3 separate regions of the Homo sapiens genome follow, and all the other regions are linked to region 1. Evidence: read pairs that join two places in POLR2A ChIA-PET (ENCODE). Cell type or tissue: GM12878. All regions are shown on one strand. Region 1 overlaps MYO16 (myosin XVI). Region 2 overlaps MYO16 (myosin XVI). Region 3 overlaps COL4A2 (collagen type IV alpha 2 chain).

Region 1 (4,000 bases):
TTGATTGTAGAATTTCGGAAAATTGTAGACATTTCAGAAAATTGGTGATGTCAATTGGAGCCTGTGAGATATTTCTTTTAGCATGCTAGTATAAGAGATGAAATCTAAAATTAATGAATTTAAACATTCCTGATGCATTTCTGAAAGTAATTAGCAACTACTTACTAAAGATCTGACTGCTTTCTAAGCTTTGAGTGTGACAGTCTATAAAATGGAAAGGAAGCATGAATATTATGAAATGCTAACTTTACTGGAGAAATGGTGCGATGTGTTAAGGAGTTCAGAAATTATACTGCATTCTGTGCTGAACTAGTGAAGGGTGTTTTATGAAAAAAATGCATCTTGAGCTATATCTTGGAAGGATGAACAAAATATAGAAGAAGGCCGGGCGTGATGGCTCACGCTTGTAATCCCAGAACATTGGGAGGCCAAAGCAGGCGGATCACCTGAGGTCAGGAGTTTAAGACCAGTCTGGCCAACATAGTGAAACCCTGTCTCTACTAAAAATACAAAATTTTGCTGGGTGTGGTGGTGGGAGCCTGTAATCCCAGCTACTTGGGAGGTTGAGGCAGGAGAATTGCTTGAACCCGGGAGGCGGAGCTTGCGGTGAGCTGAGATCGCGCCATTGCACTCCAGCCTGGGTGACAAGAGCAAAACCCCAACTCAAAAAAAAAAAAAAAAAAAAAGAGTGAATGCCCTCATGGTATCCTAAGGGTTTATTGATAAGGATCATAATTCATGGTTTAATGGTTGTTCCTGATGCGTAAGATTTTCCCAAATTGTTGTCTCCCATATTGGGCTGATCTGCTGGCGAGGTTCATCGGCCTTCGTCACACTCCATTCCTTCTTCGCCTGTCCTGCATTTCTACCACATATCTGTCTTTCATTCTGAGCCAGATTTATCACCATAGCACGTTCACTTTCAAGCCAGACAGCAATGCAGGAAGTGGATGAATTCCAGGGCAGGAGCAGGACCTTCTGAAATGTGCAACATTAGCATCCCATGTGCTCCTAGTGAATCACAGGAAGCCTTCAGGTGGGATGCTGGGTGACCAATAGCTAATGCTCGCAAGGAACTGTTAGTCACCTGGGAAAATACTCATCATCTAAGGTGAAAAAATTATACGCTTCAAGGTCGAAACTTAATCTAACAGTTGTTATCTCCAGTTTATGATAATATCTGTTACTTTGTAAAACATTTTTACTTTATTTTAGAGAAGGGTTAAAAACTAGAGTGTAAAAATTTACTGTGGAAGCAGGATATAGCAGGAAAGTGTAGGAACACCACAGCAAAAAGTGTGGCCATTTCATGTATCTTGGTAGCTGAGAAGTAGCTTTAGACAGATCTGCAGTGAGAGCCAGTCTCAGAGCCCCATGCCTGTTGAGAGGTAACACATGAACATGACCAGGCCCCAGCTGAGGCGCAAGCAGAAATGAGAAATGGAACTCAAGGGAGTCATGGGCTCACAGAACTTTAAGGCCATGTGAGACTTGAAACTACTTTTGTTTTAATGAACTGAAGCGGAGGCTTGAGGTCTACCTGTGGAGTTCCCTTCACGTGCCTCTGGGGGTGAAGCATTGCAATAACTACACCTGACCTATTTCTCTCCTGGTTCAGCTCTTCTCTAAGCATACGGGTTTGGGGCAGCATTGTTTGCAGCAGGAGGAAGGTTAAAGTTATTTAAAATGAATATTCTCCAGAGCTGAGAATTCATTTACAACACCTAAGAACGAATTGTATCAGAAAATCTGTTACTTTATATGTTGTATTAGTCAGGGCTTTCTTGAGGGGCAGAACTAATAAGATAGATGTATATATAAAGGGGAGTTTATTAAGGAGAATTAACTCACACAATCACAAGGTGAGGTCCCACAATAGGCCATCTGCAAGCTAAGGAGCAAGGAAGCCAGTCAGAGTCCCAAAATATCAAAAGTAGGAAAGCTGACAGTGCAGCCTTTAGTCTGTGGTCAAAGGTCCAAGAGTCCAAAAGCGGAAGAACTTGGAGTCTGATGTTCAAGGGCAGGAAGCATCCAGCATGAGAGAAAGATGTAGGCTGGAAGACTCAGCCAGCCTGGTTCTTCCATGTTCCTCTGCCTGCTTTTATCCTAGCTGCACTGGCAGCTGATCAGATGGTGTCCATCCAGATCGAGGGTGGGTCTGCCTCTCCCAGTCCACTGACTTGAATGTTAATCTCCTTTGACATCACCCTTGCAGACACACCCAGGAACAATACTTTGCATCCTTCAATCCAACCAAGTTGACACTGAGTATTAATGATCACACATATTAAACATGTTTTATGATACCAAGGTTAAAACCCATTTTTTTCCTCAAGCCACTCATGCTGATGAACACCACCTCCAGTAAAATGCTTTCCTCACTTTTCTAGCTATCGCACACACTGTTCGCTCATTCAAGAACTTTCACTGCAGTGTTTCTGCAATGCACTAACACACCCAGAAGCTGCTCCCTCCATGTCCTCACTCTCCCATATCCTGCTCTCCGCCTGGTCCAGCGCCCATAGTCCATTGCTGAAGCCACTTCACTCCTTGCCCTCACCTCCCTCTGTTCCACTCGAGTGACGAATACCTACCCAAGGTGGAACCCCCCTTTCCAGCATGTCTGTCCTTGCCCCAGAGGAGCTGGATGACCCTTGAAGGAGGACATCAGAGCAAAAGCAGACTGATTTCATTTAACATCATGATCAAACATCTCACCCAGGCAGGCAGCACTCTCCTGTACCCTCGTCTTGTTTCTACGGTAGGCACGACTGCTCATGCCTAGAGACCCCTTCTTCTAACTCCAATCTCCCAGGCTGAGGAGTTACAAACCTACCCTCCCACCATTAAATCTGCAGAGTGTCTGCGCATGTATTCCTCTTTGCCCACTTCTCACCTGCAGTCCTGAATTTCCTCCTGTGTGTCCAAGGCCAGTGCGCTTGCAATTCTGTCTCCTTCTGCCTCCTGCAAGCTTGCATTTCCCTTCAGCTCTCCCCTTTCTCTCCTGCATCAGCTTCCAACAGAGTGAATATGTGGCCAATCCATCCATCTTCCAATTAAGCAAAAGTCCCCCCTTGTTCTCTCTTCCCTCGGGCCACCACCCCATTTCCTTGTTTGCAGGTCATACCTTGAAACGATTGCCCATGCCCGTGGCCTTCGACCCTCACCTCCTTGTCTCCTCTTCCATGACTGCATCCCGCTGCTTTCCTTTACCACTCAGTGGAATCCACTTTACTTAAACCACCTTTATGTGGCAAAATCCAATGGACACTAGACCTGCCTCATGTTCCTTAATTTCTGATGTGATTACCACGTCTTCTTCTGCAGCTCTTGGGGGTTTTCTCCTAATTCACTAGCAGCTTTTCCTCCACCCCAGTTGCTGGCTTTCTCTTCTTCTTCGGGCGTGGCCCTAACTTTCTTTTGACAACCTCATCCATTCTCATGGCTTTAAGCATCATCTATATTTTCCCACATATGAACCTTTAGCCCAGATGTCCCCTTAGGCAGCCCTCCCTTCTGTCTCTTAACAACATGGACATCTTTTCTGGCAAATTATATATCTAGGCATTGTTTCTTGATAGCTAAGTAGTGTAATAGTCTATAGCATTTATTAAACCATCTATTTATTAAACTCTTCTTTTTTGACAGGCATTAAGACATTCTGTTTAAGTATTTTGGCTTATAGGAATATTGATTCACAAGAGCAGTAACATTGAATCAAATGGTATGTGTAGTTTAAGGTTTTGTAGAAACTGCTAGATTTCTTTCAGTGAGGAGTAGCACTTCAGATTACCACAACCAGCAATCAAAGGACTCGCATCACTGCACCTCAGCCAACCCGGAAACGTGCCTTCCTCCCAAAAGGATGTCAACTCCATCGTCGAAATATGGTTTCCTGTGGGGCTCTCCATTTTATATAATAAATAGTTAAGGGTGTTCCACCACTTTTAACTAGTCAAATTTCTTCATATGTGTTTTCATTATTTACACTGGGTTTTTA
Region 2 (4,000 bases), 50 kb after region 1:
GAAACTTCAGTCTGAAATCTAATAGTTATATTTGATATTCTCTGTATAAACTGACCATGGGTCTTTCACGTCTCCCTTCCAGACTCCACTAAGGAGTTTCAGTAAAAGGCTTTGCTCTTCACCCTGCATGTGACTCGGTGCCTAAAGTGATGCTTGTAACTTTTACATCATCCTTCTCCATTGCCTACTATTCATTTCCAATGTTGTTTCAGCTCTCATTCATTCATTTGTTTGCCAAATATGTTTTCTGTGGCATATATGTGCCCAGAATTGTGTTCTGTGTGGGAGGTTGTACTGAGCCAAGGCAGGTGAGGTTCTTGATTCGTGGAGCTTATGGTCCAGAATAAATACCCGTCCCATTGGTCTTGTTTTTCTCATCTTCCTCATCTTTCTTTTTTTTTCCATCAAGAAGGTGAACATGTGCTCCTTGTTATTACTCTGCTAGTAGTGCTGTTCCACAGCTATGGGGGTGGGGGTGGTAAATAAAGAGAGAGAGAGCCAGAGTTTTGTTTCTCTCCTAAGAGATTTCTAAAGCCATCCATGTTTCTCTTTTATGTTTCTCTCTAAGTCTTGAATGGAATGTAGAAATGTAGTTAGGCATTTGACTTCAGAGACTCTTTATCCGTATAACTACATTGCTATTCATGGTCCTCCACAATCTCATTATTCCAATATGACTTTCCATTTCTCTATGTTATACTCCATAAACAATGGTGCCCCAAGACCGTTCCCAGGACAGCGGCATCCTCCTCATCTGAGAACTTGTTAGAAATGTAAATGATCAGGCCCCATCACAGACCTGCTAAATCAGAAACTGGAGGGTGGGGCCAGGAATCTGTTTCAGTAACCCCCACCACGCTCCAATTTGAGTTAGATTCTAGTGGTTTTCAACTTCACATATTTGCTAAATTACTCTTGGATACCACTGATATTATCCGTTCAGGGGATAGACATGCTAAACATTGTGCAGTCTATGGCACAGTGCTAAACAGAAAAATGCCTGTCCCATTCCAAATGCCTCAATCATCTCTGTTGAGAAACATGATGAATATGATCTAATAGGGACCTTGCCGTTCCTTGAATACAGTGGTTCATTTTCTGCCTATTGTGAGCAGTGCAATGTCAGAGATAACAAGAGGCCCAGGTTTGTGTCTTCCCACAATGTCAGGCTTTTACTGACGTTACTTCAATCACGGGCTGCATGGAATTCCCAGGGAGACAATTCTCGGTGGTGCTTCCCATTCACTTGTAGTCAGAGCCGCGGGCACACAGGCTCAAGCCACTCCACACATCAATCAAGATTGCAAACCATATATACTAGTATATGTAATCAATAGATAAATGCTATAGATTAAATATTCCACAACAAACAAAGTGACATTTAACATCAAGGGGAAAGAAAAAGGGTTAAGGAACCAGTCCAGGGAGAGAGATGTAGACAAAAAGAATATCCTGGTCTGGCCTGGGCAGACCATGAGTCGTGCATGGAAGGGTCAGTGATGTGGGCAGAGCCTTCGGTGGTAGATTCTGGGTGCTTATCACAAGGGACAGTAAGATAGTGTCTGTTAAGAGGCCGTTTCGAGCTGCTGAAGTCTTGCTCTTTTTATGGGCAAGAGTCCCCTGGTTAGGACTGATAGTGGAAGAATGTGCTTGGTCATGTCTTTATCTGGCTGGATGCATCTTTATTGATCAGGCAAAATATCTGATCCCTGCTGGCAACGTGCCTTATGAAATGTAAGATAGAGTCTTTTTCTAAGATGGAGCCACTAATGTCAAGGGTGCTGTATAAATGGCCTCTGTGTGTTTCCTCTTTCTGTTTCTCATCCTTACCCCCATCTCAAAATATCTAAATTCTATTCATCTTAATGCCTGAATTAAATAGTATCTCCTTCAGAAATCTCCCCTGGTTTCCTCAGCTGAAGGAGTTGTATTTCTCTTCTGTACGCCTACAGGCATTTTATCTGTGGATCTATAATTCACTTATTTATACAATTATGATTCAATTCTCGATATAAGTGCCTTATCCTTCCCACTTTAAGCAACTCAGATGTGAGATTATGTCCTCAATCATTTACAATCCCAAGCAGAGTTGCTGGCTTGTGACAGGCTCACAGGAGAAGCTTCCCTTTCCTTCCTTCCTCCTGTTCTATAGTAGCCTTTGACGACAGACAGTAAGAATTACTGATTAATTTAGCAATTTGCCAAAAAAAAGAAAGAAAGAAAGAAAAATACCCAAACCTTATAGTCCATGACCTAACTCTCATGGGAAGCATTTACAAGCGGGAAATCTGTGTCTGATAAATGAGCTGCTTTATGCAGAATTGGTGTGTTATCTGAGAAGCTCTAACTGGGCTAAGCACTGCCGCGTGATTGTGGAAGCCATTTTTGAATACCCTGGGACAACATAGATTTGACAACTGCCTCTGTTTCCTTCTCAATTGAAAATTATTCTATAAAGAAAAAGAATTACCTTCTTGTTCTAATAAAAATAAAGATCACAAACACAATTTTACATCCCATTTGAATTGTAGAAAGATAAGGTTTAGCATTAAGCCTGAGAATCTGGGGCCCTGGTGTGTGTCCCCTGAACTTCTTTTTTGAGTGGGACAGATGATAGGAAGAAACATGCTTTATGCCTCTGGCGATTCTGAAGGAGTAAGATGTGTTGCCTTCTTTTCGTTTTTAGAAACAGTCTCGCTCTGTCGCCAGGCTGGAGTGCAGTGGCGCGATCTCGGCTCACAGCAACCTCCGCCTCCCGGGTTTAAGTGATTATCCTACCTCAGCCTCCTGAGTAGCTGGGATTACAGACATGTGCCACCACACCCAGATAATTTTTGTATTTTTAGTAGAGACGGGGTTTCACCATGTTGGCCAAGATGGCCTCGATCTCCTGACCTCGTGATCCGCCCGCCTCGGCCTCCCGAAGTGCTGGGATTACAGGCGTGAGCCACCGCGCCTAGTCAGATGTGTTGCCTTCTTAGATGCCACAGGAGGGGTGTGCAGGCTGGATTCCAAGCAGGGGCAACCCCTAGGGCATTCTCTTTTCATCTTATGAGATTGTTTCAAGCATGAAAGGTGTGTTTTGGCTTGTGTCTCCTTTTAGCAAGCCTGGGTTAGTTTGGATCCACTGAGAAGTGAACACAAAGAGGAGGTTAGATATACAAGAGATCTGTGAGGGCAACACCAGCAAGAGGAAAGGGGGTATGTGCTATTGTGATAGAACAAGATATATATCTCTTATTGTGTGTGTATATATCTGTATCTGTGTCTATTTGTGGATCTGTGGATCTGTATATATATTTGATCTCTGACCTTAGTTTCTGACACAGAGTTCCTATCTGAGGCAGAGCTCCTAATCCCTTGGAATTTCCTGGGTGATAGGGACATGTTTTGTTCTAATAAGGGAGCCCCTGGTGGCTTCTGGCTGGGGGTTGGTCACCCAGCCATGATTATGAGCTTGGAATTCTCAGCCCCAACCCCTAAACTTTGGAGGAGGAAGAGAAGTTGGATGTTGAGTTAATAAGCGAACATGCCTATGTAACGAAGACTCCATAAAAACCTCTGAACTATGGGGTTTAGAGAGTTCCCGGATTACTGAACACACTGGGGAGCTGTGAGGGCCGCCTGGTGAGCCTGGAAGCTCCATGCCTGGCCCCAGACCCGCCTTATGTGCCTCTTTGCCAGCTGTTCATCACTCTGTGTTTTAGTACCCTTTATAGTAAATGGTAAACGTAAGTCAAGTGTTTCCCTGAGTTCTGGGAGTTGTCCTAACAAATTATTGAACCCAAGAAGAGGGTCATGGGAACCACCCCAATTTTTTTTTTTTTTTTGAGATAGAGTCTCGGTCTGTTGCCAGGCTGGAGTGCAGTGACACGATCTCGGCTCACTGCAACCTCCACCTTCCGGGTTCAAGCCATTCTCCTGCCTCAGCCTCCTGAGTAGCTGGGACTACAGGCGCATGCCACCATGCCCAGCTAATTTTTGTATTTTTAGTAGAGAT
Region 3 (4,000 bases), 1.7 Mb after region 1:
AATATTTTTCTTTCTTCAGTAATAAATTAACCTTAGTTTACTATAACTTTTTTACTTTATAAACTGTTAAACTTTTTAAACTTTTTGACTGTTTTTGCAATAACACTTAGCTTAAAACACACATTGTACAGCTGTACAAACATATTTTCTTTTTCTACGTTTTTATTCGATGTTTTTTTCTATTAAAAAAATTTTTTTTTACTTTTTAAACTTTTTTGTTAAAAACAAAGAAACAAACAGACATGGGAGCCTGGGCCTACACGGGCTCAGGATAATCAATATCACTGTCTTTCACCTCCACATCTTGTCCCACCAGAAGGTCTTCGGGGCAATAACACGCATGGAGCCGTCATCCCCTCTGGGAACAATGCCTGCTTCTGGATTCTTCCTGAAGCACCTGCCTGAGGCTATTTTACAGTTAACATATGTACACATATAAATAGGAGTACACTCCAAAATAACAATAAAAAGTAGAGTATAGTAAATGCAGAAAACAGTGACGCAGTTGCTTGTCACCAAGTGTCATACACTGCATGTAACTGCATGTCCACACTTTGATGCAACCAGCAACACAGCAGGTTTGTCCCCACCAGCACCACCACAAACATGTGGGTTATGCGCTGGGCAGATCCGGTGTCATCTTAGGGCACCACTATCTTCAGTGCAGTCTGTTGTTGACCAAAAAGTCATGATGCGGTGCCTGATTGTACTTCCATTTGAAATGAGAGTGTCTTAAATTTTCTGAGTAAGTCATTGCATACTTTGCTAAGAAATTTAATCAATTGTATTCTGTTCCACTAGAACAAACAATAATATAATGCAAAATTGGGTCAATGTATACCACTTTCCTACAAAATTGAGAGCAATTTTAATTTTCATAAGCATCTTTTCTTTCATTCATTGTTCATTATAAGTACGTACGTGTGTTTGCATGTGTGTATATATGTGCATATATAAAGCAATGATGTTTTATAGTTATAATAAGCAGAAATGTCATAAAAATATTCTGTAAAGAAAAAAGTAGTTGCATTTATACTGCAATATAGTTATACAAACTAGGGAGCACTGGCAGTTGTATCATTGCTAACAATTCTCACTTTGAAAATATTTACTCCCTGAATGTCTTTGATGTGGTCCGTCTGATAGATAAGTAAGAGGAAAAAAGGGTACCCCAAATCATCACCATTACATCTGGCAGAATTTGAAATATTGCCCTGATATTGGATTTAATATGTTCAATCAAAGTGATTGATCTCTGATTCTGTTGCCTTTAAAACTGATATCTTTAAAACTGAGTCTTGGTGTTACTTGGTTTAAAAGTATTATTTATATGTGCACCTTTAAGTCCATCTTGCATGTGTGAAGGTGTGGGGAGTAGTATTTTGTTTTATGACACAGCCTCCTTGCCTTTATTCCCTGGACTCATGTATCTACCCTAGGACACATGCTTGTCTACACCTTCGTTTGGCAAATGCCAGGTTGTCAAGGCAACTGGAAACTCTTCCCTGAATTGCCCTGATGTTGTTGGAATCAGAAATTATAACAGCCCTTGGGTGTCCAAATGAGTTTCCCCAAGTTGAATCCTGAAGTCAGTTTCTACCGTAGCCATTTCCCATCCCTACCTGCCAGGAAGAACGACCCTCTGCTGGAGCTTGGCCTCCAGGGCTGAGGTGCGATGCCGCTGCCTCCTCTCCTGTGTCCCCTCCACAAAATCAAATGGGCACAGTTCGTGATAGGGAACCTCTTTATAAATACTGTCTTCCTATTTCCTGACCTGTGACTGATCATTATTTCACTGTCAAAAATCACAACTGAGGAGGCTTCCTGCCCCTTTGATCAAAGCTCCCATCTCTCCACCTGCTGCATTCATCATTAGTTGCACTTCTCAAAACAGTTATTTTTGTTTCGGTTAAGCATTCCTCTGCCTGCTGTGGGGACTTTATGGTTTAGAAATTGCTGGTTGAAGATCATTTATCAGCACTTAACAAGGCTAAATAATTTTTAAGTTTATGGAAGCCATTTCACAAGATGTAAAATTCCCCTGGGTCTCATGCTATGGATTTTCCCAACGACACTTCTGTGGCAGTGATGAGAATGCCTGACTGCAGACTCTCCACCCCGCAGCCCTTGACTGGCTCAGCCTTATATGGGCATGGATAGAATTGGTGGTATACACATATCTGTGAGACTAGCTGTGTGGGACGGAGTTCGTGTCTAGAGCGACTCTGCATTCTTCTCCATGTCATCAGATAAACAGAACCCAAACAAACTGAGTAGAGGTGACCGGATCTGTTCTTTTCACTTTCTATGATTATTTAATGCAGAATCAACATAGTAACATTTTCCATAATGCCTTTAGGAGAATTTGATTCTTCAGTAAACATAGCTAGTTCAGATTATTTCAGTATATAATGGCATCTGCATAGCAGTGTACTGTTACACGATGCCAGAGGTCTTTTCAGTGAGGTTATTAGGAGGGGATTTCTAAGGATCCCCAAGACTCTGTGATTTCACGAATTCACAGCACAGGCATTGAGACCTTTTTATTTCCCAGCGTCCCTAGTGAAGGAAACACCTTGAGTCTCTTTCTATACTTTGCCAAGTAAAATGAAAAATCGACACCTTCTGGTTAATCTGATTAACTTGAGTAATCCAAAACTCCGTGTGGGCTTGGCTGTCCTCTAGTTATCCAGACGGGTTATCAACACTGATCCAATTAAGCTGTGATTGGCAGCTGTCTGAAGGGTTGTACAAAAGACAGAGGCAAACGATACCCGCCCCCCACCCCGGGGCCTGGACTGTGGGATCCACTGTGCACGCGCAGCACTCATGTGGCCTGAAATCTGGCTGTACCTGTACCTCTGGGTGCTGCGTGATGCTTGACACTGTCATTTCACCTGGGCCGAGGCCCGTGCTGCCAAGGGACCACACAGCCAGTCACTGGAGTGTGTTAACAATCAGCACACAGGGCTGCTCTGTTAATTCAGGTGAGACCCTGAACATTCACTGATAAAGTGATAGAAATAGCTGATGATAAAAGGTAAGAAAGAGATCAGTGATGCCATTTACCATTTTCTTATTCCTGGAGATATTCTTCTGTGTGTTACAGGAGACAATTACTCTCAGGACTGCTGCATCTACTGTATTAAAACATTTTTAAGATAGAGCATCTGTTTCAATACTACAAATCCGGTGCATGTGGCTTAACTATTTATTAATTAACAGATTTTCCCAAATGTGCTCTTGCAGAAGCATTGCTCTGTCTGCCCTACTTTTGGACTGATAGTATTTTTTTAAAGTAAGATAATACATAAAAATAGCAGCTGGACAGAGCTTGCTGTCGAAAGGGCTGTGTGCATAGTTTGTTCTTTCCCACAGCTTCCCCTGGGGTGGCTCCCGTCTCTCTTCCCTGTGGTGCTACTGTAACAGCCCTGGAAATGCCTGGCTGCAGACTCGCCACACCCCAGCACTTGGCTAGCTCAGCCTTTTATGGGCATGGTACCCCAGTTCATCTGTGCGTCACCATGGTGACAGCCAACATCGGAAGTTGTACGTCACTGGATAACTTTTGGACACGAAGCAGAAATCACAAGCATACTATGGATTCCAGTTCCAAATGGATTCTCATGTGACCAGTGAATGAGCTTTGGGTCAATTTGCAGAGCTTTGTTCATCCTTGGGCGGTGAGTGGTAGACTCTCCCAGCAGGGAGAGAATTGCTTCACCCAGACAGAACCACCCAGTCCCATAGATAATTCCAGCAAGCCACAGAGTTGAGGCCTGAAGAGGCAAGGCAGGAGCTGTGTACCGGCTGCTTGGCACTGCCCACTTCCCCTCCCTGGGCAGAGCTGGGAGGAGCTGAGCCAGGAGCCAGCCCATGTCCTGTAGTTCACGTACGAGCACACTGACTTCAGGAGGGAAATGGCCTCTGCAAATCTCACACCCAGATTGTGGCAGAGTCCAAAACAAAACTCAAGTCTGGGGACTTAGACAAATTCTTT

The links. ChIA-PET counts read pairs that join two places held together with the same protein. Peaks named below come from ENCODE experiments on the same cell type or tissue, not always from the same donor. Only the 100,000 strongest peaks of a DNase experiment are listed, where the experiment ranks them.
Region 2: POLR2A ChIA-PET joins it to region 1 with 5 read pairs; 2 of 35 experiments call an interaction of 5 or more read pairs at or near these places.
Region 3: POLR2A ChIA-PET joins it to region 1 with 8 read pairs; 1 of 35 experiments calls an interaction of 5 or more read pairs at or near these places.

Annotation. Positions count from the first base shown.
Region 1 is chr13:108,631,414-108,635,413 of GRCh38, forward strand. All of the region lies in intron 1 of MYO16 (myosin XVI), which reads left to right. Among named protein-coding and RNA genes, the nearest start is that of MYO16, 3.8 kb to the left of the region's middle. In GM12878, no CTCF peak of the experiment used is centred here; a DNase peak (open chromatin) is centred at 1,554.
Region 2 is chr13:108,681,212-108,685,211 of GRCh38, forward strand. The region is part of intron 2 of MYO16 (myosin XVI); the gene reads left to right. Among named protein-coding and RNA genes, the nearest start is that of MYO16, 54 kb to the left of the region's middle. In GM12878, no CTCF peak of the experiment used is centred here; no DNase peak of the experiment used is centred here.
Region 3 is chr13:110,358,013-110,362,012 of GRCh38, forward strand. The region is part of intron 4 of COL4A2 (collagen type IV alpha 2 chain); the gene reads left to right. Among named protein-coding and RNA genes, the nearest start is that of MIR8073, 19 kb to the left of the region's middle. RefSeq lists enhancers at 2,347-2,847, 2,848-3,348. In GM12878, no CTCF peak of the experiment used is centred here; a DNase peak (open chromatin) is centred at 1,888.